2 separate regions of the Homo sapiens genome follow, and region 2 is linked to region 1. Evidence: chromatin loops called from intact Hi-C (ENCODE). Cell type or tissue: K562. All regions are shown on one strand. Each heading gives the region's core, and the rest is flanking DNA. Links, peaks and the distances in the headings are about the cores only.

The links. Hi-C counts contacts between places; a loop is a spot of excess contacts. Peaks named below come from ENCODE experiments on the same cell type or tissue, not always from the same donor. Only the 100,000 strongest peaks of a DNase experiment are listed, where the experiment ranks them.
Region 2: a loop joins it to region 1, with 5 times the contacts of the local background. A loop is called at or near these places in 10 of 110 quality-filtered maps.

What each region holds. Positions count from the first base shown.
Region 1 is chr7:151,772,781-151,786,333 of GRCh38, forward strand. PRKAG2 (protein kinase AMP-activated non-catalytic subunit gamma 2) reads right to left here. Exons shown (of 16, transcript NM_016203.4): 3 at 8,372-8,651. Among named protein-coding and RNA genes, the nearest start is that of PRKAG2-AS2, 27 kb to the right of the region's middle. RefSeq lists silencers at 10,106-10,195, 10,306-10,405 and enhancers at 11,137-12,026, 12,027-12,916. In K562, for the core only: a CTCF peak has its summit at 10,282 (motif pointing right); a DNase peak (open chromatin) is centred at 10,281; H3K4me3 peaks cover 231 bases; H3K27me3 peaks cover 6,740 bases.
Region 2 is chr7:152,026,035-152,040,813 of GRCh38, forward strand. The region is part of intron 1 of GALNT11 (polypeptide N-acetylgalactosaminyltransferase 11); the gene reads left to right. Among named protein-coding and RNA genes, the nearest start is that of GALNT11, 7.8 kb to the left of the region's middle. RefSeq lists a silencer at 1-174 and an enhancer at 12,428-12,929. In K562, for the core only: a CTCF peak has its summit at 4,259 (motif pointing left); DNase peaks (open chromatin) are centred at 367 and 4,242; H3K4me3 peaks cover 541 bases.

The DNA.
Region 1 (13,553 bases), core at 5,554-13,553:
CTTGAGACTAGCCTGGGCAATACACTGAGACCCAATTTCTACAAAAAGTTAAAAAATTAACCAGGCATGGTGGTGTGCATCTGCAGTTCCACCTATTGCGGGCAAAGGGCAGGAGGATCGCTTGAGCCTGGGAAGTTGAGGCTCTGCAGTGATTCTGCCACTGTACTCTGGCCTGGATGACAGAGACCCTGTCTCTAAATGAATGAAAGAAAGAAAGAAAGAAAGAAAGAAAGAAAGAAAGAAAGAGAGAGAGAGAGAGAGAGAGAGAGAGAGGGAGGGAGGGAGGGAGGGAGGGAGGGAGGGAGGGAGGGAGGGAAGGGAAGGGAAGGGAAGGGAAGGAAGGAAAGGAAGGAAAGAAGGGAAGAAAGGAAGGAAGGAAGGGAAGCAAGGAAGGAAGGAAGGAAGGAAAGAAAGAAGGAAAGAAAGAAAGGAAAGAAAGGAAGGAAAGAAAGGAAAGGAAAGAAAGAAGGAAAGAAAGAAAGAAAGAGAAAGAAAGAGAGAGAAATGACCAAGGAGCCACTTTTATCTATTTTTTCGTAAATGGCTAGCTGGCTATCCCATTATTGGTTTATAGATCCCTAAGATCTATTCCATTAAAGCAGAGTCTCAGCACCTGGACTAAAAGTGGACTTCGGAGTTCAACCACCTGACTTCACATTTTGGCTTTACCACTTGGTAGCTGTGTGGCCTTTGTTCCACAACTTAAGCCCTCGTGCCTCAGTTTCTAGTTTGGTAAACATTGTACAAATAGAAGAGTTGCTATGAAGATTGAAAGAATTACATACAATGCACTTAGAACACACACAGACTTTTATAAGGAGCAAAATTTAGCAACACGACATTAGATCATTCTGGAGGTCCTGCCTTGCTGACTGTGTAAGATTCTTTTTGCTTTTTTAAAAGACTTTAATCTTATTATTGGCAGTTCATGAACACACAGACATGCACTTTCCTTTCCTCATCTCCAAAGGCAAGATCACCCTAAACCAACTTGCAAAATCTTTTGAAGCTAAAGATTCACTGTTCTGGAAGCTCCTGCAGCCACTCAGCCACGTAATAATTCTTGTGGCACAAGGTCAGCCAGGTAAACATTTCAGGCTTTGTAGGCCATGGGGTCTCTGTTGCACCTGCTCAGTTCTGCTGTTGAAGTGTGGAAGCGGCAGGAGAGGAACACACAGATGGGCGTGACTGTGTCTCCATGACAGCTTTGTTTACAAAAAGAGGTGGCACGCCAGATTTTGTCCCGGGGCTGATTTTGTCATTTGCTGACTGCTGCATTAGAGGGAGAGACGGAAAAGTGGGGCATTGTTTTGGTTGGGGTGTTTGACTCTGATCATCAAAGGGAAGTAGGTTTGATATTCCATGGTGGCTAGGAGTATGATGAGAACGCCAGCCACACTACGAATCCTCACGCTACTGTACCTCTGACCAGAGGCAAATGTTAGTGAAAGACTACGGCAACTCCATACAGGCAGCCTCTGAGAGGTAAGATCCTTCCAGAAGAAAGGTCTGGTTCTCTTCCCTGGGCAAAAAACACCAGCCAGCCTAGGTACTTGCTGGTCCCAAGATCAGCTGTGGAATCCAGAACCATGGTCCCCATCTGTGTTCCCCCTCCTGTCTTAGAGTGTCTTAGAAGATTGAATTACCTCTTTTTCCTTTTTCATTTCTCCCTCTGAAATGACAGTGATCATAATTTTCATCTTCCTGCTTTCTTTCCCCTTAATAATATAAAACAGTGTTTATCGGCCAGGCACAGTGGCTCACACCTGTAATCCCAGCACTTTGGGAGGCTGAGGCAGATGGATCACTTGATGTGAGGAGTTTGAGACCAGCCTGGCCAACATGGCGAAACCCTGTCTCTACTAAAAATACAAAAATTAGCCAGGTGTGGTGGCGGGCGCCTGTAATCCCAGCTACACAGGAGGCTGAGGCATGAGAATCGCTTGAACCCAGGAGGTGGAGGTTGCAGTGAGCCGAGATCTCGCCATTGCACTCCAGCCTGGTGACAGAGTGAGACTCCATTTCAAAAAAACAAAAAAGAAAAAGAAAGAAAACAGTGCTTATCAAGCTCTGGTGTATATCAGTATTACCTGAGGAGCCTGTCAACACTTTAGATTCTATGTTTGTCATGTAGGCCATAAATTATAGGACAGAAAGATGAGATGCAAATAGAACATGAGGAGAAGTGGGCATTACCTTGAGACAGAAGACTCAGAAAACAGGGGATCATAGCCACATCCTCCTTAATGTCAAGGCTGGATGTGAGGCTGCATCGCCCTCCATGGGGGAAGCAGCTTACACAATTGTATGTAGGCTCGTTGGGCCACGTGTGATGAGGGCATCCTTGCGTGCATGCACACATGCTGGCCAAGGAGGGTGGGATGCCACAGTCCCCTTTGGATTGCCAACTGGACCTCTTATCCTGGAACTTCCCGCCCTACCTCCTGGTTCTTGGTCATTCTGTTTCTCCTGCGTGATCCTACCCCCCACCCCGCCCTGATTGATTCAGGGATCCTAACTGGGCTAATCAGATATCCTGCGACAAGGCATTTAGGACAGTAAATGGAGAGAGACACAGACTAGGACTTCTCTGGATCTCTTGGAAAGATCCACGAATTCTTGCTGCTGAGGCCTCAGGGCCAGTCTGGTTCCTTCCCTTCCTGAGTCCTGAGGGTTCAGCTCTTTTTGGAATTCCGTAAATGCCCCCAAATCCTTCCAACACATTGTTTGCTTGTTAAAAAAGTGGTCGTGTGAATATAAAAGAAGAGGGACGAAAACTGGATTCAGAAAGGCTGGAAATGTATCCCTTAATGCCTTTTGTCCAGATTTGGTTCAAAGGCTTCTAGCAGCCAGTGCAGACAGAGGAAATGCGCTATTACACGATTAATGTCTGCTAGAGACAAAAGCAGTCCCGTTGATCAGAAGTTCAGCTATTCTTGGTACCAAGACCAGACAGCAAGTTCCTCCCAGGGGCCTTGTGTAATGAACGAAGTCTTCATGACATCCCTCCAGTGGACACAGTGGCTTTCACGGGGCTGTTTCTTCCCAAGACCCTCCAGATGGGCCGATGGCATTACTCACAGGCTCAATTTCATGAAGTTAGTTCTAGGGCAGTGGGGGAGCAATCTACAGTCTGGGAACCCTGATCCAGGAATAGATTTCAAGTACGGAGAAAAGCAGACAGATTTTGCCTCCTCCAGGCCAGCCTCATGCCAGGCACAAATGAACGGCCATCTGGAAGGAGCTCAGGGTGACCTCCCAGTCAAGTAACACCACAGCACAGAGACCTGGAGCTTCGTGCCTTATCAGCCATAGGGCTCGGGGAGGGATGGCTTCTTTCAGGGAAAGCCAAGGAGCTGGCCTCACTGATTCTCAAGGGCACCAACATGAGCAATTGCCCTGGGGACCAGGCTTGCTCTGTTCTGAACTCCCCATCCCAGGGGGCTTCTCTGAAGAAGCCATGCCCCCACCCCAACCTAATCAATCCTTGCCCTTGTGAGTAGCTGAGAGCCATGTCATAGCCTTCCTGAGCCCGGCCCCTGGCTGTCTACCCCGATGGTGTAACCGGGCTGTAACAGGCTCTGCCTTCTCCATAGTACCTGACAAGCCAGAAGAGTGAACCTGGGGATTTTCTACCAAGGACATTGAAGGGCCTTGGAAATACTCAACAGAAAAAGGCAGCCGAAAGGAGCCAGGAGTCAGGCCTGTCTTCAGTGGCCAACGTCCCACCATGTCCACCAACAATAAAGAGCTGCAGTGCCTGACTCCCTGTGTCCCAAGGGAGGGCCCAGGCCCCGGGTACACACGGGCCCCAGCAGGCAGCCCCAGGTCCCGCTCCCTTCGCAGCTGTCTGCACTTCTGCCATAGGAAAAAAGCAATTCACAGGCTCACTGAGCTCACAGACCACACTCAGGCCTGGAGGAAGGCGCAGATGGCAGGCCCAGCCGGGGCAGTGCAGGCACCCTAGGTGAGGAAGCAGCAGTTTTAAGTTTCTGGAATGAGAGGTAGCTGAGGGGCTCATATACCCCAGTGTGTGGATTAGGGGCACAGGGGTGTGGAGCTATGAGTGGACTGTGGGCCCCTACCCAGCAATGAGGCCTTCAGGTACATTGCAGAGGATGATCAGGGGCCTCACAGTCTCTGCTTCTGAGCCCCAGCCTCATCCCCAGGACCCCTTGGGTGCTGGACACTGCCGGGGTGAGGCCTCCCGAAGGTACAGCCCCCACATTCCTCAGCCCGCAGCTGGAGCTCCTGCAGTACAGGAGATGGGTTGGGGGACTCACTCTCTGACTCCACCTGCCTGTCTCGGCCCCTGGCTTTAAGGAAAGGGTGGAGGGGAGTCTGGGAGCTTCCTCCTGTGCAGACCACAGGCCCCAATGGAAGGGGCCATGGCCAGGTTCAGCATGGGCCCCGAGGTCTAGCTCTTCACTGCGGCAGCACCCCATGTGGACACCAGCAGAGTCATCCCCAGGCCTGTGCCTGCGTTCCCTCACTGTGAGCACAGTGTCTGCTGGGACCCGCTGAGATCCAGAGGGGCTGGGAGTCTTGGATCCACCTCTGATAGAGGTTGAGTGTTTCTTCCCCGCTCTCAGGTTGAAATTGGATCCCCGGTGTTGGAGGTGGGGCCCCGTGGGAGGTGTTTGGGTCCTGGGGGCAGATGCCTCATGAATGGCTGGGTTGCCTCCCTGCGGCAGTGAGTCCTGCTCTCTTAGCTGGGTGCTTTAAAGACTCCAGTACCTCCCCCCTCTCTCTTGCTCCCTTGCGTGTGAGCTCTGCATACCCCGGCTTTCCTTCGCCTTCCTCCATGAGTGGAAGCAGCCTGAAGCCCTTGCAAACACCTTGGCAGAGATCACGACAGCAGGAGAAGGTCCAGCCTGGCCCACTCCATCCTGCATCCAGCCTCACAGGCTGGCTGGCTTTGCTCATTACCTGGGCGGAGGCCAAGCTAACAAAGGGAGGAATTTAGTTTATAGTTTAATTTGAAAGCAAGGATGATAATAGTACCTCCCTGAAACCAACTGTTCCTTGCTCAGGGACTGAAAACCAGCTTTGTGAGATGAATGAAAGACCACAGATTAGGATTATGGGAGGGGCCTGAACCGGGCTAACATGCAGGTGTAGTTTCTATGATCTCGTACTGCTCTGGGGTCATGGAGCCAGAGGTCACAAGACTTGCAACTTCCCCAGTTGCTCCTGTAGATAGTATCACTATTTAACACCTAAGATTGGTCTTTTGAGATAATTTTTTAGACTTGAATTCTGGCAACCAATGGACCCCACCCAGACCCATGACTCATGACTCAGCTGACCCTGTGGCCCTCACCTAGAGGCCGACTCAGTGCTGGAGGCCCGTTTCCACACCACTGTGATCTCATCCCCAACCAATCAGCAGTGCCCGTTCCCTAGCCCCCTGCCCATCAAATTGTCCATAAAAACCCTAAGCTCTGAGCCTTTGGGGAGACTGATTTGAGTGATAGCTCCATCTCCCATGTGGCTGGCCTCACATTAAACATTTTACTACAATACCAAGATCTCGGTGAATTGGTTTTATCTGTGCAGTGGGCATGAGGCTCCCACTGGATGGCTGTGCCCTCCCCAGAAGCAGATGCTGGCACCATGCCTCTGTGCAGCCTGCAGAACCATGAGCCAAATAAACCTCTTCCCTTTATAAATGACCCAGCCTCAGGTACTCCTTTATAGCAATGCAAAATGGAGCAACACCGCCTCCCATCCTGGACCTCCACACTCAGCCATCTGTAGGTTCTCCCCATGCCTTCTCCAAGCCCTGCTACATCCCAGCATTCCCCAGCTAGCCCTTAAGGCTGAGCACGGGGCCTTGGCTGTCCCCAGGCATTCCTGGTGGCTCAACTCTTTCTTCTGCTGTTACCAACACCCGCAACTTCTGTTCCACATCTCGCCACCGCCCCAAAGCTCAGGTCTGGGAGCTTGACATTTTTTTCAAGATGTATTCATTTTTAATTACCAATAAGTGAAGCTAGTCTCAAAAAATTGGAATATCAGATAAAGCAACATTTTCCTTCCACCCATCCACTCCTAATTCTTCACTTAGAAGCTACCACTAGCAGTCCAATGCATGTCCTTTTAAAAAATAAAAAAGGTATATATGTGTGTACACACATACATATATGCACATACATACACACATACATCTATACAAATCCAAAACACACACACACACACCCATATATGCTGTGTTCAAATTATTATATGCATATGCTTTCTTCCCCCATAAATGCTTTCCTTACAGTCCCTTCTAGCTTTGATTATCTGTCTGTCTGCAATTCTGTCAGTTACTGAAAGAAAACAGTTGAAAGAGATTGAAAATCTAAACATAAATAACAATGAAAGATAGTGAAAAGGAGGAATACTTTAAGAAATTGATATGGTTTCAAAAAGAGATTTTTCCAGACCCAGTTTCTAAAAGAACAGCTCATTTCCCAGGCTGAACAGTGGACAGCACCAAACCTCCCACCAAATGCTGTACTGAGCTGCAGCCTAGGCCCTGAGGACTGAACAACTTCTCCTGCACCTCCTGGTGCCACTGCTGGGCTCCCAAAGGGACCCTCTGCCTGCAGGGACCCTCCTCCTCCTCTCCCCGCTCCTCCCTCTCACCCTCTCCTCCCACCCCCATGGAGGGCTCTGTGCAGGAGAATGATGTAGAGGGAGGCGGAGGGTGATGGTTCCTGCCAGAGCTTCAAGACCTTCCCATGGGAGCCAGCTCACAGCTCCTACACTCCTTTGGGCACCCTTCCGATCATCAGGTTCCCTGTGCTGCTCTCCGCCCCGCTCAGAAAGCCTGCCCTGTCCTAACTGAGCACAGGCAGTACCATGGAGACAATCTCGTCCTTTCTTCTGAAGCCTGCTTGCCTCTGACTAGGAGCCCTTGAAGGCAGGAATCCTGTCTTTTCATCCACCAATTCCAGCACATTCAATCTACACAACATCGCAAGTTCCCCAACAAGGCAAACTGCGCACACATCCTCCTTCTCTTTGACAAATCCCACCTGTGTGACGTGGAGCCCTCACGCAGCTTTCCCATCAGGACGGGCCTGATTTCCTTCCTCTGTACAGCACTTTGATCCCTCATCTCTAGACGATGTTTATACAAGGAGATGGGGAAAGAAAGGGGCACCTTAAGGCTAAAGTGCACAAACTTAAAGGAAATTGTGACAACCCCACAGCCTTGAGTGAGGGGTGTGTGTAGAGCATGGTCAGGACCTGCCCCCCACAACACACACACAACCCACAGGCGGGAGCACCTTCATTTGTTTTATGTAGAAAGACGAAGTGCAAAATCTGTCCAAGAGATAGATCTGCTCCACTCACACAGAATACGGCCACCATCCCCTCCACCTCCAAGGTGGTGGATGAAGTAGTGAGGCTGACAGAGACCTGGCTTCTCGTCCTACAGCCACTGCTGCCTGATGGAAGAGTTCGAAGTCAGAAACACCGAAATTCCCCTCTTGCTGCCGCCTGGCCTTGCAGATATAAAGCGTTGCTCTAACACACAGTATTGCCAGTCTTTCTGAGTAAAAGTCAGCCTGGAGAGAAAGGTGAACTATCCCAGGCCTCTGATGGTCAAGGACAAATTTGTTTTCCACATCACTATCTTCCCCAATACAAATGTTCTAAGTCAGTAGAAAGAACTGGAAAGAATAGACAAAGGAAAGGAGAAAGTAAACGCCATAAACTTTCTAGTTCGTGGTATATTTCATATTATCATCGACGGCGCTCAAATGAAAATACCTTATCCTCAGATCACAAACACTAATGAACCTACGGAACTCTTTCTTAAACACTCACATTTCCTCCTTCCATTTCCCCAGCAAATCCCTCCTAGCTTCCATTCCCTGCTGCCCAGAGCCCCAAACAGAAAAAGTTAGGATTTGCCAGAAACAGGTGTAGTCAAACCCTCAAATACCAAACCACAGAGAGTGGAAGCCATATCAGGCTGACCAAAGCAGTATGGTCCCGTGGCCCCGGGTGAGGGCCTAAGCTTGGCTCCATGCCTGCAGTTTCCAGAGAAGGCTGGAGGCAAGTGTGTCATCTGATTGTCCATACAAGCTGTACTGTGAGTATCAGGATGTTTACAGTTAACCCAAGGACCTTGCTGGACCAGAAGGATTACGCTTTGATAGATTAGCATGGGAAGAAAGTGACAGGTGGAAACTGATGTTCTGGAGAGAGATTTGTTTAGGGGGAAGTGGGGGTGGGGAGAAACAGATACAGGCACTCAGCACCAAGCTGCTCACAGCCACCTGGCAGCTTCGGTGCCACCGTGGATGTGTGGCTGCAGAAGAGACCCCCAGCACCCCAGCACCCACCTGAAACAATAGCATCAAGGTCTTACTTTTTCTGGAGCGGGAGAAAAACCTGATGCCCCCGGGCGAGGTAGCAGGGTTGGAGTTGGGGGAAGACTCTTTGGAGGAGGAGCGGAAGATCCCACTGAAGCTCATGCGTCGAGGGGAGCGTGGCGGGGACTCCTGGTAGGAGAACGGGAACACGGTTTTGGGAGAGCCGGGGCTGGTCTTGGGCCTCACAGGTGCAGACATGGGGCTGGAGGGCCGGGGCTGGGGGCCTCTGGAGAAGAACCCTTTGGAGGGGCTGCCCGGGCCGAAGGGGCTGTCCACCTGCAGAAAAACAGACGAATGGATGCAGTCACTCCACGCTCTGGACACGCTGCCTCCTGCCCTGTATGAAACTTATCATTGTCCTCTCTCACATGCGGGCCCCCCATAGTACCCTCCCAGAGAAACAGCCCTAAGCTCTTCCACAGAGGTAGCCACTGAATGGTCTGCAGGTAGCACCTGCCCCAAGGATGGCCCCTCACAGGCTGGCAGCACCACGTCCTGGAGGTCCACTGACCATCCTGTCCCACTCCTTAGAAGGGGCTTCCAGGAGGTAGAGGGGAGGAAGGGAAGCGGAGCTCAAAATGAGCGTCTCCCTCCTTTATTATGGGCCTGCCTGCCTTCACCTCTCAAGACCTCACGTCCATCCAAGTTCTGACCACACAGGACTGCAGTCCTCTTGCCTGCCTATAAGATCCCTATGTTCCAGAACAGAGCGGGCCTGGAGCTCCATCCTGAGACCTCAGTCCTAGGTGATGATGAATTTTTCACCTCCAAGCTGCTTCAGCATTTGAAAGACTGAGGTTGCCAACAGAAGTCAGGAGAAAAGTTCACAAAGCCAGCCGGGTACGGTGACTCACGCCTGTAATCCCAGCATTTTGGAAGGCCGAGGCGGGTGGATCAACTGAGGTCAGGAGTTTGAAACCAGCCTGGCCAACATGGTGAAACCCCATCTCTACTAAAAATAAAAAAATAAAAAAAAAATTAGCTGGGCATGGTGGCGGGCGCCTGTAATCCCAGCTACTCAGGAGGCTGAGGCAGGAGAATCTCTTGAACCCCGAAGGCGGAGGTTGCAGTGAGCCGAGATGGCGCCATTGCACTCCAGCCTGGGCAACAAAACGAGACTCCATTTCAAGAGAAAGGAAAGAAAGGAAGGAAGGAAGGAAGGAAGGAAGGAAGGAAGGAAGGAAGGAGGGAGGGAGGGAGGGAGGGAGGGAGGGAGGGAAGGAAAGAAGGAAGGAAGGAAGGAAGGAAGGAAGGAAGGAAGGAAGGAAGGAAAGAAAGAAGGAAAGAAGGAAGTTAACAAAGCCCCAAACCTCTGAGACTCACTTCACCAATGATTTAAAATTCTAGTCATGGCTTAAAAAATTATCAGACCCCATAACTTTAAGCCAAGGCACAGAGCTCATAGCAGACTTTGAGAAATATCTCACGTGCCCGCAGCCGTGTTCCTGCTGGATGCGTGGAGGAGCTCCTGCCCTGCCTCTGGGTGCCGGTATTTGGCCCCTGCTCTGCCACCTGCTGAGCCAACCTGGGCATGTTACTTGGTCTCACCGAGCCTCAGCTCCCTCATCTGTAAAATGAGGATGGCCGTGCCCTCACCTCAAGGGCTGCTTGAACGTCAGATGAAGCCGCGTGAGGCCAGGAAGCACACGGTGCGTGGTAAACAGCTCTTGTCCTACCACTTGGGAAACTTGCAAGCAACACTGAGTGGAAAGGACCTCAGAGATGACCCAGTTCAGAAGCAAGAAGGGCGAGTAACTCGTCCGCAGCGCTCGCGGGGAGCCAGGACCAGGGCAGACGCGGGAAATACTGCCCTCGGGCGGCCGCGCTGTGCTGAAAAGGGAACACAGGACACCCCACAGGCAGCCTCGGTGCCACTTCGGGGTCTCTCTGTCCCACCACGGGGTGCGCTGTCCGGACCGCGGCCTGGGGACGTTCTTCCGCCACTAGAGGGCGGCCCAAGCCCCGAGCCCGCGGCCCCGGGAGGATAGGATGCCCGTGGCGTGGACCCGCGCAGCACAGCCTCCCCGCGCGGCCTCTCCAGCCGAAAGAGCCGGCGCCGCCACGTGGAGGTGTAGGTCCGGCCTGGCGCGGACACCTTCGTGAGTGGGCCCGGCAGGAAGAAGAGTGTGGTGCTATAGGACCTTGTAACTCAAGCTAAGTTTTGAGTTTTTCTTTTTTTGTGTAGTTCTGTTTTTTGTTTTTGAGACAGGGTCTCCCTCTGTCGCTCAAGGCTGCAGTGCACTGGCGCAATCTCAGCTCATTGCAACCTCCACCTCCCGGGCTCAAGCAATCCTCCTACCTCAGCCTCCTGAGTAGCTGGGATTACAGTTGTCCATGCCCAGCTGATTTTTTTTTTTTGACCATTTAATATGAAAAGCATTTAGATTCTCTGTTTATAGAATATCCCAGTTAGCCACTATTCCACCTAACTATGGGAATCAGGACAAATCCTGAGAATAAATTTACAAACAAGAGAGTCTTCAGGCAGGGGGTGGTGTCTCACACCTGTAATCCCAGCACTTTGGGAGGCCGAGGTGGGTGGATCACCTGAGCTCGACCAGCCTGGGCAACATGGCAAAACCCTGTCTCTACAAAAAATACAGAAATTAGCCAGGTGTGGTGGCCTGTAGTCCCAGCTACTCAAGCAGCTGAGGTGGGAGGATCACTTGAGCCCCAGAGATGGAGGTGGAGGTTGCAGTGAGCAAGGTGACACTACTGTACTCCAGCCAGCTTGGGTACAGAGCAAGACCCTGTCTCAAAAAAAAAAAAAAAAAAAAAAAAAAAGAGGTTCTTCTTCAAGTGGTGGGTGCTGTGTGTGCAGGTCTAGGGTGGGATGGGGGCTGAGAGAAGCCAGTAGGAACAACACACACAGGCACCAGGGTGGTCCTATCACAAGGTGACATAAGCTGGTCCTGGGTGGAGGCCCGGGTTTGGTCACAGCTCAGTTTCCCGCAATGTGGACAACGACTTGGTTGTCCAAGCCTCGTTCCCAGGGCTGAGACAATCACGACAGCAGCCTCGAGGGTGTGAACCGGAAGAGGAGCCGAGGCCACATGGGAGGACCGGAGGGAGGGGTGGGATTTTGGAGCTGCTGGAAAGGTGAGCCCGGACCTGGTGCATGGACGTGCTCTGTTTACAGCATAGGGAGCTTGCTGGGGAGCCGGGGGAGAGGGCCGAGCCAATGCAAATGTCCAGTCCTACAGGGAAACAGAGACACATAGGGGAGCGGGGCCCCAGGAGAGCTTGCAGAGTGCCCACAAGGCCGAAGCACCATAAGCACCATGCAGATGGATAAATGGCCCGGAGCTGAAACCTGCCCCTTAACAGAGGCCCTGACCCAGAGGAGGCCCTGACAGCTGGCTAGGCTTCAGAGACGCAGTGACAGGGCCGGGGAGGTGTCCAGTGCCCAGAGACAGAGGAGAAGGGGTTTGAAGCACAGAGACAGAGGGCCGGCCATTCACTTGGGCCACCATGAGGGTGGGGGTCACGGGGGAAGTTGAGCCATGAGCCCCTGGAGAACCAGTCATGAAAGGCCAGTTTAACCATATTTGATGAGCAAGGGGGACCCCAGGATTATCCTGAATGGGGTTCCATTCTGTATTCTGAATCCAGGCCAGTGGAGTCGGGCATCCAGGGATCAGGCCTGAGGAGGGAGCCCTAGGAAGCAGCCCTGCCAGTCCTGTCTCTGGAAAATGGCCGAAGCATGCTGGATGCTGGGCCCTGTCTGACCCCTCTCACCGGGAACCTTGGGGGCCAGATCACACTCCCAGACGGTGGGAAAGCCAGGCGGAGGGACAGGCCTGCTGGGGTGGGCTGCGTGGCGGTGCAGATAACAGGCGCCAGCTGAAGCCACCAGGGACAGGGCCTCAGGCCTTGCTCTTGGGCAAGCTATAGCCAAATGATATGTTGGTGAATGCAACCGGATGATTCCCCGGGTATTGACAAGACTCCCAAGTGTGTGCCTGGCTCCGCAGAGCTAATGGAGAGCAGGCATTCAGCCGTCTGCGGAGCAGAGCTCTGCCTATGGGGCCATTTGTCATGCAGCTGCCAGAGAGGAAGCTGGGGCCAGGGCCTGGCTGTGGCCCCTGTGTCTCTCCCACACTCTCAGATCTTCCGTGCAAGGTTTTCACTGGAAAGAAGGGTTTTGCAGAGTCAAACAGGAGGAAGACGACCCAGTGCCCGCGGGGCTGGTCCCACAGCCTTGCACGGGGTTGGTGGCCCCTTCCTGCCACTCCACTCTCTGCTGGCCCAGAAGCTCAAGGCCATTCCCTGGCAGTCTTTGCTGGATGGGCCACGAGAGCTGCTAATAAGGTTGCTTGTTCAGGGCAGGGTGGGGAGGGCACTGGCACCAGTGGAGCCCCACAGGCCGACACCAATTTGATTCAGTTGTGTGTAATTCAAATGCTTAAAGAGGAGATTTGCTTTTTCCAGCATGGGAACTCCTGCCTTCATCCCAGGCTAGCCGGCACCCAGAACCCATCCCAGACCCTGTACGTAGCCCCCAGATCACTAGCTCTGTCTGCTGTCACCTGCCGGAGGGGTCTGTGGGTGGCAGAATGCCAGGAAGCACGTCCCCTACCAGGCCTCCACCCACCCTTACTTCCTGGCTGCAGGAGAAACCTGCAAGCAGCCTGGACCTCTGCGCCCTGCCACGGCCACCTCGACCCTCACCTGATGCTGTGGCTCCCTCTCCAGAGCCCCCCACCCCACCCCACACTCTTTCTGGCCACCTGACCCTACACAGTCAACAACCTCCTCGAGACACTAGTTTCCTAATGGGAGGGAAATTCACCAGTGCAGGAGGGACGGCGAGGAGCTAAAGAGAGGAAAGGAAAAGTGGAAAGAGAGAAAAAGGCGTGTGGAGAGGGTGCAACACGAGGTGGAAGGAGAGAGCCCAGCGCTGGGGGTGGGCGCTGGTGGGCAGCAGGGCAAAGTCCTGCCAGTCGAACTCAGCCCAAAGACCACAGATGGTCGGCAGTGACCGATACCTTCCACCGGGCTTAGCTCACTGCTCATCTTCCTCCACTGCCTCTGCCCATGTTAGGGGGGTCTAGTGGGCCACAGTCAGTGCCACGTGAGGAGAAGAAAAAGGGGTGAAGCCCAGGAGGCTCTCTAGTGGGATAGCCCGGCCGATACGCCAGGCTTGGCCATGCGAGGTGAGCTGTCGCAGGATGGGCT
Region 2 (14,779 bases), core at 265-8,264, 250 kb after region 1:
CGAGGCTCGTGTCTCCGGGAGACGCCGCTGCCCCCGCGCCTCCCCCAGCGTCTCCTGAGGCTTGTTCGCGGGCGTGGGGGCGAGGACCAGGGCGCTGGCCTCGTTTTCGCGTATTTAGGACGGAGGCACACCTGATCCTGCAGCCTCCCCCAGCATTTCCTAAAATGAAGTCCAGATCAGTATTGTCCACTTTTTAAAATTAAAAGTGCCCAGAAATAGAATAGTTCACACATACACAAAACTAGGGAGAATAGTGTGGAAGGAAATTTAATCTCGGGACCCCAAATCACTAAGCCAAAGTCAAGCTGGGAGCTGCGTCAGGCAAACCTGCCCCTAAGTTTTGTTCCTAAGACAGCTGCAAAGATAAAAAGCCACACAGCTCCCTCACCCTTTGGCCAGGAGGAAATTCGCTGTGGACCTCCACATCTTTACCCTGAAACAGTTGTGTGGAATTGCACCCTGGCAGTGTAAATTGACAGCTTGTCTTCGCAGGTGAGGAACAGGGACAGAACTCAAGTCATCCTTCTGCTCACCTGAGACAGATGCATGTCTGACGGCTTCCTCTGCCCTGTATTTATGTAAAAATGCAGATTCACTGAGCCAGACTAAGGCACAAGTGGCTATTCCTCTGCCTGCCCCATGGCGTAAATTGTGTGTTCAGTAAAAGGCAGAGCAGAGGCTCAAAAGAATGTAGCCGTTTGTCTCTCATCTTACCCATGACCTGGAAGCCGCCACTTTGAGTTGTCCCACCTTTCCTGCCCGAACTAGTCTATACCTGTATTTGATTGAAGACTCATGTTCCCCTACAATGTATAAAACTAGGCTGTGCCCCCACCACCTTGGGTACATGCTCTCAGGATCTCTTGAGGGCAGTGTCATGGGCCATAGACACTCATTTCGCTCAGAATAAATCTCTTTAAAAATTTTTTTATTAGCCGGGTGCGGTGGCTCACGCCTGTAATCCCAGCACTTTGGAAGGCCAAGGCGAGCGGATCACGAGGTCAGGAGATCAAGACCATCCTGGCTAACACGGTGAAATCCCGTCTCTACTAAAAATACAAAAAATAAGCCGGGCGTGGTGGCAGGCGCCTGTAATCCCAGCTACTTGGGAGGCTGAGGCAGGAGAATGGCGTGAATCGAGGAGGCAGAGCTTGCAGTGAGCCGAGATCACGCCACTGCACTCCATCCTGGGTGACAGAGCGAGACTCCATCTCAAAAAAATTTATTTTTAATTTTTGTGGGTACATAGTAGGCATATGTATTTATAGGTACATGAGATATTTGATATGGCATAGAATGCATAATCACATCAGGATAAGCAGGGTATCCATCTTCTCAAGCATTTATCCTTTGTTAGTGCTACAAACAACCTGCAAGGCTCTTGTATTGGTTTGAACCCCGATGACGCACCAACAACCCCCACGACATGAGGCGGTGTGGAGCAACATGCTGTTTTAATAAGCGCCTGGGTGCAGACGGGTTTATGCCTAAATGGCATCAGCCCCAAGTGAGGAATGGGTTTTATAATAGCATCAGCCCCAAGTGAGGAAGGGGTTTTATAGTCCTCTGTAAGCAGGAAGTGTCCCAGTCTGACGTGGCTGCTGCGTAAATGTGTCCGGAATTGGTTCCTTCCAGTGGATTCTTGGTCTCGCTGACTTCAAGAATGAAGCCACGGACTGTCGCGGTGAGTGTTACAGTTCTTAAAGATGGTATGTCGAGAGTTTGTTCCTTCTGATGTTCAGATGTGTCCAGAGTTTCTTCCTTCTGGTGGGTTCGTGGTCTTGCTGACTTCAGGGATGAAGCCGCAGACCTTTGCAGTGAGTGTTACAGCTCTTAAAGGTGGCACGTCTGGAGTTGTTTTTTCCTCCCAGTGGGTTCATGAGCTCACTGACTTCAGGAGTCAACCTGCAGACCTTCGCAGTGAGTGTTACAGGTCTTAAAGGTGGCATGTCGAGAGTTGTTTGTTCCTCGCAGTAGGTTTGTGGTCTCACTGACTTCAGGAGTGAAGCCACAGACCTTCACAGTCAGTGTTACAGCTCATAAAGTTAGTGCAGACCCAAAGAGTGAGCAGCAGCAAGATTTATTGCAAAGAATGAAAGAGCAAAGCTTCCACAGCATGGAAGGGGACCCGAGCAGGTTGCCGCTGCTGGCTCCAGTGGCCTGCTTTTATTCCCTTATTTGGCCCCACCCACATCCTGCTGATTGGTCCATTTTACAGAGAGCTGATTAGTCCATTTTAGAGTGCTGATTGCTCTGTTTTACAGAGTGCTGATTGGTCTGTTTTACAGAGTGCTAATTGGTCGGTTTTTACAGAGTGCTGATTGGTGCGTTTACAAACCTTTAGCTAGACACAGAGCGCTGATTGGTGCATTTACAATCCTTTAGCTAGACAGAAAAGTTCTCCAAGTCTGCTACCCAGTTAGCTAGTCACAGAGCACTGATTGGTGCATTTACAATCCTTTAGCTAGACTGAAAAGTTCTCCAAGTCCCCTACCCGATTAGCTAGACACAGAGCACTGATTGGTGTGTTTACAAACCTTTAGCTAGACACAGAGCCCTGATTGGTGCATTTACAATCCTTTAGACAGAGTAGTTCTCCAAGTCCCCACCCGACCCAGAAGCACAGCCAGCTTCACCTCTCAATCCCCCCCCTCTAAACAGGACACCCCAACTGCTGTTGGGAATTTGGCCAATGACTGCTGTAGCTACTTCCTGCTGGATAGGGGTGAAGAAGGGGCCCTGCAATTGTAGTGTCCTCCAGAGGGGAACTCTTTAGGCCAGTGAAAGGGCCAGCAGGTTGGTCCAGGGGTCCTGGTAGAAGTTTAGTTGAGCTCATTTGGAGTTCCATTTGTAAGACCATCTGTAGCTTGATGGTCTCAATTCTAGAGGAAACAAATTTGAAAAGGAGGTTAAAAATACAGGGCCCGAAGGCAAGTAATAGCAAGATGGCTGCCACAGGACCTAGAAAGGGGAGAAGCCATGTTGTCCAACTCCAGAGGTTGGTGTAAGAGTTTGAAAGGCGTCTGATTTCAGAAGCCTTTTCCTATAAATGTTGGGTGGCATCTCATACTATCCCTGACTGGTTAGTGTAAAAACAACACTCTTCCCCTAAGAAGGTGCAGAGTCCTCCTTTCTCAGCAGTGAGGAGGTCTAGGCCTCGGTGGTTTTGGAGAGTCATTGCTGCCAAAGAGTCTATTTGGAATTGTAGTTACTATCCTTACTGGATAGATTTTGTTATTTCTTGCAAACTCTCTTGAGAAATCCTTTGAGAGTGTGGTAGTAGGATAATGAAGTAGGTAAACTGGCTATTCCAGTTCCTGTAGCAGTGGCCATTTCTAACCCTATAGGTAGGGGTATTAGTTGTATGGCTCTGCACTGACGGACTTGAGCTTTGAGGGGTACTGATAGGGTCTGATTTCCACAAGATTAGAAGTTAGAATAATATATGTTTACACTGTTAACTTTTAGCAAACTTTACTTTTGTTGAAAACCTTGTAAGTTTGGGATTTCAATTATTCTTTGCTATTAATAAGACCTCGTTCAGTCCATATTAACTTAGAATTGATATAGATGGCTCCTTCCTGATTCTGTAAGTACTTTAAGGTTTGGCTGAGTGCAAACAGCTCGCACATTTGAGCAAACCAATTATTAGGCAGTTTTCCTAACTCTGCTTCTACAGTTCCCTTATCATTTACTGAATACCCCTTGTGTCTTTTTTCCTTAATCACCCAGGAGGAACCATCTATGGTCCTGTCCTGAAGGGAGTTCCTCCTAGATCTGGTCGGACCTTTGTATGGTAGTTAGTTAAGATTTAGATCCCCTGTTAGGAAACCTGCTGGGTTAAGGATTTTTGATAGGAAGGCTATGGGTTGTCAGTGGCCTCAGTGCTTTTGGGCTACGCCCTTGTTTACACTGACAACAAGGTGGTATTGGAGTGTTACAGAGTTACAGAGAAGGCCTTCAATTATCAGTTATAGGTTTTAACTTTACTGTGGCTTTTAAAGGAATAGGGTGTAGGGTCCAGCCCCACAGGGTCGGTGGGTTTTTTCCCCGTGTGCGGAGACGAGAGAGTGTAGAAATAAAGACACAAGACAGAGATAAAAGAAAAGACAAGAGGTAGAGGAGTAGAGTCTTCTGTAAACTCCCACGGGGAAAGGGAGACTCCCTTTCCTGGTCTGCTAAGTAGCGGGTGTTTTTCCTTGACACTGATGCTACCGCTAGATCACGGGACGCTGGTGTTACCACTAGACCAAGGAGCCCTCTGGTGGCCCTGTCCGAGCATAACAGAAGCCTCAACTCTTGTCTTCTGGTCACTTCTCACTATGTCCCCTCAGCTCCTATCCCTGTATGGCCTGGTTTTTCCTAGGTTATGATTGTAGAGTGAAGATTATTATAATATTGGAATAAAGAGTAATTGCTACAAACTAATGATTAATGATATTCATATATAATCATCTCTATGATCTATATTTAGTATAACTTCTTATTTTATATATTTTATACTGGAACAGCTCGTGCCCTCAGTCTCTTGCCTCGGCACCTGGGTGGCTTGCCGCCCACAATAGGGTACACTGTTTTTTCTTTACTACTTCTATCTCTCTTTCTCTTTGATGACTTCTTTGTCTCTCTGAGTCCCTCTTTGTCTGTCTCTTCCTCTCTCTCTTTGCCTTTCTATGTCTCTCTCTCTGACTCTCTCTTTGTCTCTGTCTCTTTGACTTTGTCTCTTTCTTTCTCTCTGACTCCTTTGTCTCTCACTTCCTCTCTCTGTGTCTCTCTCTGATTTTCTGTTTCTTTCTCTCTTTCCTTTCTGCTGGTCTTTCCCTTCCTCTGCCAGCCACTTATGCTGCTGTTCTCCCCTCTCCTTCCCGTTTTGATGGCTTTGGCAGTGTAAGACTGCCACCTCCTTGGGTTTTTGCACTGCATGCAATAACTCCATGGTTTCCTTGTGGTATTTAATGGGGGTTCCCCCAGAGGTTAGAAACTCCCTTTCTTTCCATATTGCAGCACAGGCATGTAGGATTAGATAAGCATACTTGCTACCTGTATACACATTTATTCTTTTTCCCTTTCCCAGTTCTAAGGCTCAGGTAAGTGCCACTAGTTCTCCTGACTGGGTGCTGGTCCTTGGGGGAGGAGGCTTACTTTCAAGTACGGTTACGTCACTAACTATGGCATAACCTGCCCTTCGTATCCCATTCTCCACAAATGAACTTCTGTTGGTATATAGATTAAGGTCAGGATTAGCTAAGGGGACTTATAAGAGGTCATCTCAGGCAGCATAAGTCTGGACTATAATTTGTTGGCAGTCATGCTCGATTGGTTCCCCATCCTCTGGGAGAAAAGTGGCAGGGTTGAGGGCCACGCATGTATGTATTTGAAGCACCGGTCCCTCAAGGAGTAGTGCCTGGTATCTAAGTAGGTGGTTGTCTGATAGCCATAAACTCCCTTTGGCACTTACTATGCCATTTACATCATGAGTAGTCCAGACAGTGAGATCCTTTCCTTGTATTATTTTGATAGCCTCTGACACTAGGATGGGTACTGCTGCAACTACCCTTAAACAGTGAGGCCAGCCTTTTGCTACTACATCAATTTCCTTACCTAGGTGTGCCACCAGTTGTCAGACACGAGTCTGAGTAAGGACTCCAAGAGCTATCCCTGCTCTCTCTGTGATGTATAAAGAGAAGTTTTGTCCTGTGGGAAGGCTTAAAGCTGGAGCTTGTACTAGGGCCTGCTTTAAGGTTTTGAAGGCTGTTTCTGCCTCTGGTTCCCATTCTACTAGATGAGTATTTGCCCTCTGGGTCTCCTTGATTAGAGTATAGAGGGGCCTGGCTATCTTGCTCTATCTGGGGATCCATAGTTGGCAAAAGCGGTGATTTGAAGGAACCCCCACAACTGTTTTAAAGTCTTAGGGTGAGGATAAGCCAGTATAGGCTGTATTCGTTCCTTGCCAAGGGTCCTGGTCCCTCTGGCTAAGATTAGGCCTAGATATTTGACCTGCTGTAGGCAAAGCTGGGCCTTTGACCTAGATGCCTTGTACCCTTGATTAGCTAGAAAATTCAAGAGATCTAGAGTAGCCTGCTGGCATGAGGCTTCCGAACTGGTAGCCAAAAGTAAATCATCCACATACTGAAGGACCAGAGTGCCTGGACTTGAGAAGTGGCCTAGATCTTGGGCCAGTGCCTGACCAAACAGATGAGGGCTATCCCTAAACCCTTGGGGCAAGACGGTCCATATAAGTTGGGATGTGTGGTCTGTGGGATCCTCAAAGGCAAAGAGAAACTGGGAGTCATGGGAGTCATAGTGCAGGGGAATACAGAAGAAGGCATCCTTGAGGTCCAGAACAGGGAACCATTCTGCTTCCTCTGGTATTTGAGAGAGCAGGGTATAGGGGTTGGGTACAACTGGATATAGAGGAATTACTGCCTCACTGATGAGTCTAAGATCTTGCACTAGACTCCACTGACCGTTCGGTTTTTGTACTCCTAGAATTGGGGTGTTGCAGGGACTGCTGCATTTCTTTACTAAGCCTTGAGCTTTTACATGTTTAACAATATCCTGTAATCCTTTATGAGCTTCAGGCCTTAAGGGATATTGCCTTTGATAAGGAAATGTGGTGGGATCTTTTAACCTGATTTGGACTGGGCAGGCATTTTTTGCCCTTCCAAATTGTCCTTCCAATGCCCAGACTTCAAGGTAGATTCCTTCCTCAAGTAGGTGACACCAAATGGGTAACTTGTTCCCCATATTCATGTAGATAATAGCTCCAGCTTTGGCTAACATATCCCTCCCTAATAAGGGTGTGGGACTTTCAGGCGTGACAAGAAAGGTGTGTGAAAAGAGCAAAGTCTCCCAATTACAACTGAGAAGGTGGGAGAAATACCTGGTTACAGGCTGTCCCAGGATTCCTCGGATGGTAATGGACCTTGAGGACAGTCGTCCGGGACAGGAGATTAACACTGAGAAGGCCACGCCAGTGTCCAGGAGGAAGTCAATTTCCTGGCCTTCAATGGTTAAATGTACCCGGGGCTCAGTGAGGGTGATGACATGAGCTGGCGCTTGCCCGAGGCACCCTCAAGTCCTGTTGTTGGATCATCTGGTTGGGGGCTTCTGACCCAGAGAACCTTTGTCCTCCGGGGCAGTGCGCCTTCCAGTGATTGCCTCGGCATAGCGGACATGGATGAGGGGGTGGCTTGTTTCTCGTTGGACAATCTTTTTTAAAATGTCTTTGTAAACCACACTGATAACAAGCCCTACCGGGTGATTGGCCTGCTCCATTTTCTGTCCTTTCTGAACCACCAAAGGTTTGTTTGTCTGAGGGCCATGACTAAGGCTGCAGCCTTTCTCTGATCTCGCTTTTCCTTTTGGGCCTGTTCCTCTTGGTCCCTATTATAGAACACCAAGGTTGCCAGGTTTAATAATGCCTCCAGATTTTGTTCAGGGCCCAGGGCTTGCTTTTGGAGCTTTCTCCTGATATCCACGGCTGATTGGGTAACAAACTTATATTTTACAATCAATTGACTCTCAAGTGAGTCTGGTGACAGGGGAGTACATTTTCTTAAGGCCTCCTGTAGCCACTTAAGGAAGGCAGAAGGATTTTCTTCCTTTCCTTGAGTTATGGTAGACATCATTGAATAATTCATGGGCTTTTTCCTAATTCTCCTTAGTCCTTCTAGAACACAGGTCAACAGATGTTTACGACTCCAGTCCCCATGATCTGAGTCAAGGTCCCAGTGGGGATCCATACTGGGGATGGCTTGCTTACCAGTAGGGAATTTGTCCCTTTCTTCAGCTGTCATTCTGCCATTTACTTGACTAAGGTACCAGGTATCTCCAAACTCTCAGGCTGCAGCTAAAGCCGCATTCTTTTCATTAAAGGCCTGGGTTTGATCTAACAGTAGCATGACATCTCTCCAAGTGACATCGAAGGTTTGCCCTAGACCATGTAGGACATCTGTGTACCTATCAGGATCATCTGAAAACTTACCCAGGTCTGCCTTGATCTGCTTTAAATCAGAGAGGGAGAAAGGGACATGTACCCTAGTTGGGTCAAATTCCCTCTCCCTACAACTTGAAGGGGACATAACCGATAGCCCAGGGGTTTTTGTGGTTCTTTGGAGATTTCTTTGCTTATTTCCTTCTGGGCAGGGGAGATTAGAGGAGGCTTATCATTAATAGGAAGGGTAGCTATAGGGAGGATAGGATATGGGGGTAAGCTGAGAGGTCCTCCTATGGGATGTAAATTGCAAACTTTGCATAGTTGTGTATTCTCCTTCAATGAAAAGAAAGCTTGGACATAAGGTGTTTCACTCCATTTGCCTTCCCTCTTACAGAAAAGGTCAAGCTTCAGGATAGTATTGTAATTTATACTTCCCTCAGGTGGCCATTTTTCCCCATCAGAGAGAGAATATGGGGGCCAGGCCATAGTGCGGTAAAAATGAGCCACCTCTTTTTCAGGGTTTGCGGGTCAAATTGGTCCCAGTGGCTTAGGATGCATTTCAAGGGTGAGCCTGTTGATGCCTGATTGTTTCCCATCTGAAAGACAAAACCGCCCGCAGTTTTGGTTTGTTTGTTTCTCCCCCTGCCCAAGAACCCACAATGGTCCCTGAACCCTGCTGATCGGAATAGTTGCACTCACCGATGCAGCAGCAGAAACACCTCTTGCCCAAGAACCCACAACGGTCGGTCCCTGGACCCTGCGGATGGGAATAGTTGCACTCACTGACGCAGCAGCAGAAACACTAGTTTTCCTCCTAGACCACAAGGAGGACCGAGGAAGGTCGGATTTAGTGGCCCTTACCAATGCATTCTCAAAAATCTGCACCCTTGCCTGTCCTCCTAGACCACAAAGAGGACCGAGAAAAATTGGATTTAGTGGCCCTTACTGATGCATTCTCGAAAACCTGTTAGGGTCCTAAGCATTCTCCAGTTAGTATTGGGACTTTACCCCTCCTGTAAAGATGTTATGCCCCAAAAATGAAGTGGAGGGCCATATCCTGAGGGAGGGGAGGGATCTCCAGAGTTGGAAGAGTGATGCCTTTTTGTCCGCACTTATATGAATACAAGAATGTCATTTCTGAAGCTCCCCGTATCCTAGCTTCTGGAATAGCTTTTGTTAGGCCTGCTAGTCTGAGGAGGGATCCTAAAATTCCGGATAAGACAGTCCCCCACCCTGATGGGGCTTTGGGCAAAAATTATGTCTTTCTAATTGGTGAGCCCGGGTGCCTAAAGAAGGTTAACAGAGTCCTGGAGTTTATACTAGAAATGATTCTTACAGGAGAAACTAGAAAAGCACCAGAGACAGGGAGTGGTTTCCAGAAGCGGGACTAGCCTCAGAGAAGAGAGGCAAGAGAAAGTTTTTCTGACAAGCATTAGGACCCAGGAGGCAAGGGTCAGGATAGGTAGGATAGATGGGCGAGTCTCGCTTGGGCAACATGACTTCGAGAGTTCTGCTCATGGCCACAGGGTCAACCAACTTGTTGTCAGGACCCCGGAGCTGAATGGCTTTCCTCTCTGTCGACCCTCGGCTCAGCCCGGAAGTACAGGAAAAGCGGAAAGCTGGTTCCAGGCAAACCAACACTCCCAACTCCGAAGAGTCAGGGGTTGTTAGAGAGCCCTATCCCGGAAAGCCTGACACCCGTGTCTTTAGTCCAGCGGCTGTGCTAGTCAGTTTTAACTGGCCGCTAGTCACTTTTAACTGGCCGACAGGTGCCTGGTATTTAGCCACCGAATTCTAAGGGAAAACAGGACAGAATAGCAAGTGAAAGGGGTCAGATGGTACTCACTGCTTGGCAATAGCGTCAGCCCCAAGTGAGGATGGGGAAGGGGTTTTACAGTCCTCTATAAGCAGGAATTGTCCCAGTCTGATGTGGCTGCTGCGTAGTGCCCGCTGGCCTCCCTCTTGATCTTCAGGGGGTGTCTTCTGCCCAGCTCTCTTCTTGCTTCTGCTAACTTGCTGATGCATGCTGCTGGCGCAACTGTCCTTGCGCATTTGGACTGGGCTTGAAGAGGGAGGAAGTATTCATTCCCTTAAGCTTTCAGGCTTGGGGGAGAATCTTTCACAACCCAATGATACTCTTTTAAAGTTACTTTAAAATGTGCAATAAAGTTTTGTTGACTGTAGTCATGCTGTTGTGCTATCAAATACTAGATCTTATGCATTCTATTTAACTATATTTTTGTATACATTAACTGTCTCTCCCCTCACTCCCTTCTCAGCCTCTGGTAACCATTATCTAGTCTCTCTCTCCGTGAGTTCAATTGTTTTAATTTTTAGCTTCCACAAATAAGTGACAACAGGCAAAGTTTGTCATTCTGTGTACCTGGCTTATTTTACTTAACATAATGACCTCCAGTTCTATCCCTGTTGTTGCAAATGATGGGATCTCATTCTTTTTTTATGGCTGAATAGTACTCCATTGTGTATATGTACCATGTTTTCTTTATCCATTCATTTGTTGATGGACATTTAGGTTGCTTCCATATCTTGGCTATTGTGAACAGTGCTGCAGGAAACATGAGACTGCAGACCTCTTTGGTATACTGATTTCCTTTCTTTTGGGTATATACTATGAGTGGGATTGCTGAGTCACGTGGTAGCTCTATTTTTAGTTTTTGGGGATCCTCCAAACTGGTCTCCATAGTGCTTGTACTAATTTACATTCCCACCAATGGTGTATGAGGATTCCCTTTTCTCCACATCCTCACCATCATTCATTATTGCCTGTCTTTTGGATATAAGCCATTTTAACTGGGGTGAGATGATATCTCCTTGTAGTTTTGTTTTGCATTTCTCTGATCAGTGATGTTGATCACCTTTTCATACACCTGTTTGCTATTTGTATGTCTTATTTTGAGAAATGTCTATTCAGACCTTTGCTCATTTTTTAATAGGATTATTAGATTTTTTTCCTATAGCATTGTTTGAGTTTCTTATGTATTCTGGTTATTCATCCCTTGCCAGATGGATAGTTTGCAAATACTTTCTCCTGGTCTCTAGGTTTCTCTTCACTTTGTTGTTCCTTTGTTGTACAGAAGCTTTTTAACTTGATGTGATACCATTTGTCCATGTATGCTGTGGTGGGGTATTACTCCAGAAATCTCTGCCTAGTTCAATGTTCTGGAGATTTTCTCCAGTGTTTTCTTTTAGTAGTTTCATAGCTTGAGGTCTTAAGTCTTTAATTCATTTCAATTTGATTTTTGTGTATAGTGAGAGATAGGGATCTAGTTTCATTCTTCTGCATATGTATATCGAGTTTTCGCAGCACCATTTATTGAAGAGACTCTCCTTTTCCCAATGTATGTTCTTGGCACTTCTGTCAAAAATGAGTTCGCTGTAGATGTATGGATTTGTTTCTGGGTTCTCCATTCTGTTTCATTGGTCTGTGTGTCTGTTTTTATGCTGGTGCCATGCTATTTTGGTTACTATAGCTCTTTAGTATAATTTGAAGTTGTAATTTGGGGTTAGATAATGTGAAGTCAAGTAATGTCATTCCTTCAGTTCTGTTGTTTTTGCTCAGATAGCATAGGCTATTCTGGGTCTTTTGTTATTCCATATAAGTTTTAGGATTTTTTTTTTCTATTTCTGTGAAGAATGTCTTTGGTTCATTGGTATTTTGATAGGGATTGCATCGAATCTGTAGGTTGCTTTGGGTGGTGTGGACATTTTAACAGTATTGATTCTTCCAGTTGGTGAATGTGGAACATCTTTCTTTTTGTGCGTGCATGTCTTCAATTTTTTTTTTCCTTCCTTTTGAGAGAGTCTTGCTTTGTCACCCAGGTTGGAGTGCACTGCTGTGATCTTGGCTCACTGCAACCTCCACCTCCTGGGTTCGCATGATTCTCCTGCCTCAGCCTCCTGAGGAGCTGGGATTACAGTTGCCCACCACCACACCCGGCTAATTTTTGTAATTTTAGTAGAGATGGGGGTCTCTCCATGTTGGTCAGGCTGGTCTCGAACTCCTGACCTCAGGTGAGCTGCCTGCCTCAGCCTCCCAAAGTGCTTGGATTACAGGTCTGAGCCACTGTGCCCAGCCCGTCTTCTTCAATTTCTTTTATCAGTATTTTATAGTTTTCATTGCAGAGATCATTCACTGCCGAGACCAGCTGGGTCATGGAGACCCTTACCCAGCGGCGCTAGAGGAATTAAAGACACACACACAGAAATATAGAGTGTGGAATGGGAAATCAGGGGCCTCACAGCCTTCAGAGCTGAGAGCCATGAACAGAGATTTACCCACATATTTATTGACAGCAAGCCAGTCATAAGATTTACTATAAGTATTCCTTATGGGAAATAAAGGGATGGGCAGAAATAAAGGAATGGGCTCTGGCTGCTTACCTGCAGCATAAGTATGTCCTTAAGGCCCAGATCGCTTATGCTATTGTTTGTGGTTTAAGAATGCCTTAAGTGGTTTTCCACTCTGGGTGGGTCAGGTGTTCCTTGCCCTCATTCCGGTAAACCGACAACCTTCCAGCATTGCGTCAAGGCCATCACGAGCATGTCACAGTGCTGCAGAGATTTTGTTTATGGCCAGTTTTGGGGCCAGTTTATGGCCAGATTTTGGGGCCTGTTCCCAACATGTCCCCCTTTGTTTTGCAAAGTGATAAAAGCAAAGGCAGGTTTGTCATGGTGAGCTACTTCTTGCAGGAGTCAGGATCCACATCTGCAGAGTACACAAAGACAACACAGATTAAAAGGACGATCATTGTTGAAATCACAGAGCTTCCAAGTGTTTTTCTCCATTTGAATAGGTTACTAGCTGCTAATCTGTCTGCAGCTCCTTCGAGCACTCTAGTTCCTGGCATTAAGGTCAAGTGTGGCTGTGATGCTTTAAATATTTGTTCTTTTAATTTTGCAATATCCAAAGACAAGTTTGTAGAGTGGCCTTCTAGATGCTTTTTTATTCTTTCCTAAATTTTGATTTTATTAAGAGCTATTAATAATTTCCACAAATCCTTGTTTAGCTCCTACAATGGGCCATATCATTTGAGGTTGAGGTGCCACTATACTGCCATGGTTCCAGATAATAGGAACTCTTGTCATACTTCTTACCATTTCTACCATCTGACCATTTTGTTCAGACCAGCTGAACATAGTGTGGCCATGGCACGCAGACTGAGGTGCAATTCAAGCTAAACATCCCCTAGGGGACCAATCAATTCCATAGGAATCACTGCACAGCACCTCTGCCTGTTCTGCAATGCAATTTTCCTAAACAAGTATGTTCATTTTTTCTTGCCAGGTTCAATTTTATTTATAAATAGGTTTTTGAGGGTGGTATGCCTCAATTGTAGGAGCAGATTCATTATGGTAAATACTGAGATCAGAAAGCATGTGTAACTGTGTCATAGAGTGATTGCATCCAGGCATTGTTGCCAGCCAAGATGGATAAATATGCCCAATAAGTGTAATTGTTCTCTGTGTCAGCCCTTGTTGAAGGCAGTGGTGATCACCGCTATCATTAAATTATTCATTGTGACTGGTTGTCCCGCTTTCCTCAGGTTTTCTTCCGCCATCTGTGACAGCTTCTTGATCTGTCCCCAGGTGGGTGGCTGTGTTCGATGGGTGTTGCTCATGACAGTTGGCATCCTCCTCAGCGTCAGTCTTGACATGGCTGCAACCGGGGGTCCTCGGGATTCTCCTGGAATCTTTTCCCCAGCATCTGGCTTATGATAAGGTTTCAGGTGTTTTGATGGTATCCAAATCGGCTGTTGATTTGGTCCTGGAGAAACACAAGCATAACCTCTACCCCAAGTTATTATTTTACCTATTTCCCGACTTTTTGTTATTGGGTCTCTCCACCAAACCAGTTTTTCTGCTTCTGTCTTTGCAGCTGATTTCTGTAGATGCTGTTCAGCTGCTGATAGCATCTGGCCTTTAGGCAGGCTCAAAAAATTTAAAGTTAAGAATGCTAGATTCAATTGTATGCGGGCTGTCCTGTAATCCATTTCCCCCTTTCTGTTTTTGCAACTGCCGTTTCAGGGAGAGATTCATTCTTTCCACTATGGCTTGTCCTTGAGAATTATATGGGATACCAGTAATGTGTTTAATATTCCATATAGAGAAAAATGTAGCTAGAGCTTGGCTAGTATAGCCTGGGGTATTATCTGTTTCAATAGAAGCTGGAATGCCCACCACTGCAAAATACTGCAAGAGGTGACGTTTAACACAAGCAGAAGACTCTCCTGATTGGCATGTAGCCCAGACAAAGTGAGAAAAGGTGTCCACACATACATGTACATAAACTAGTCTCCCAAACGAGGGAACATGTGTGACATCCATTTGCCAAAGAGAATTAGGTTCCAGTTCTCGAGAATTAGCTCCTCCTGTAAAAGATGAGGAACGCACCACTTGGCAAGTTGGGCATCGCTGGATAATAGCTTTAGCTTCTTTCCAGGTAATGCTGTATCTGCGTTTGAGACCAGAGGCATTAACATGGGTTAAATTGTGAAAGTGTCTAGCATTAGATATTACTTTAGCAACAAGGCGATCAGCCATTTGATTCCCTTCAGTCAAAGGTCCTGGAAGAGATGTATAAGCCCTAATGTGAGTGATGTAAAAAGGGTGCATTCTACTCCTAACTGCTGCTTGCAATTGGGTAAATAAAGTAATCAGTTGTTCATCTGTATGAAATCATAACTGAGCATTTTCAATTAACTGTGTGGAATGAACCATGTATAAAGAATCAAATCACATTAATAGGCATATTAAAAGCAGTCAATACCTCAATTACAGCTACGAGCTCTGCTTTTTGAGCTGAACCATAGGGCATCTGAA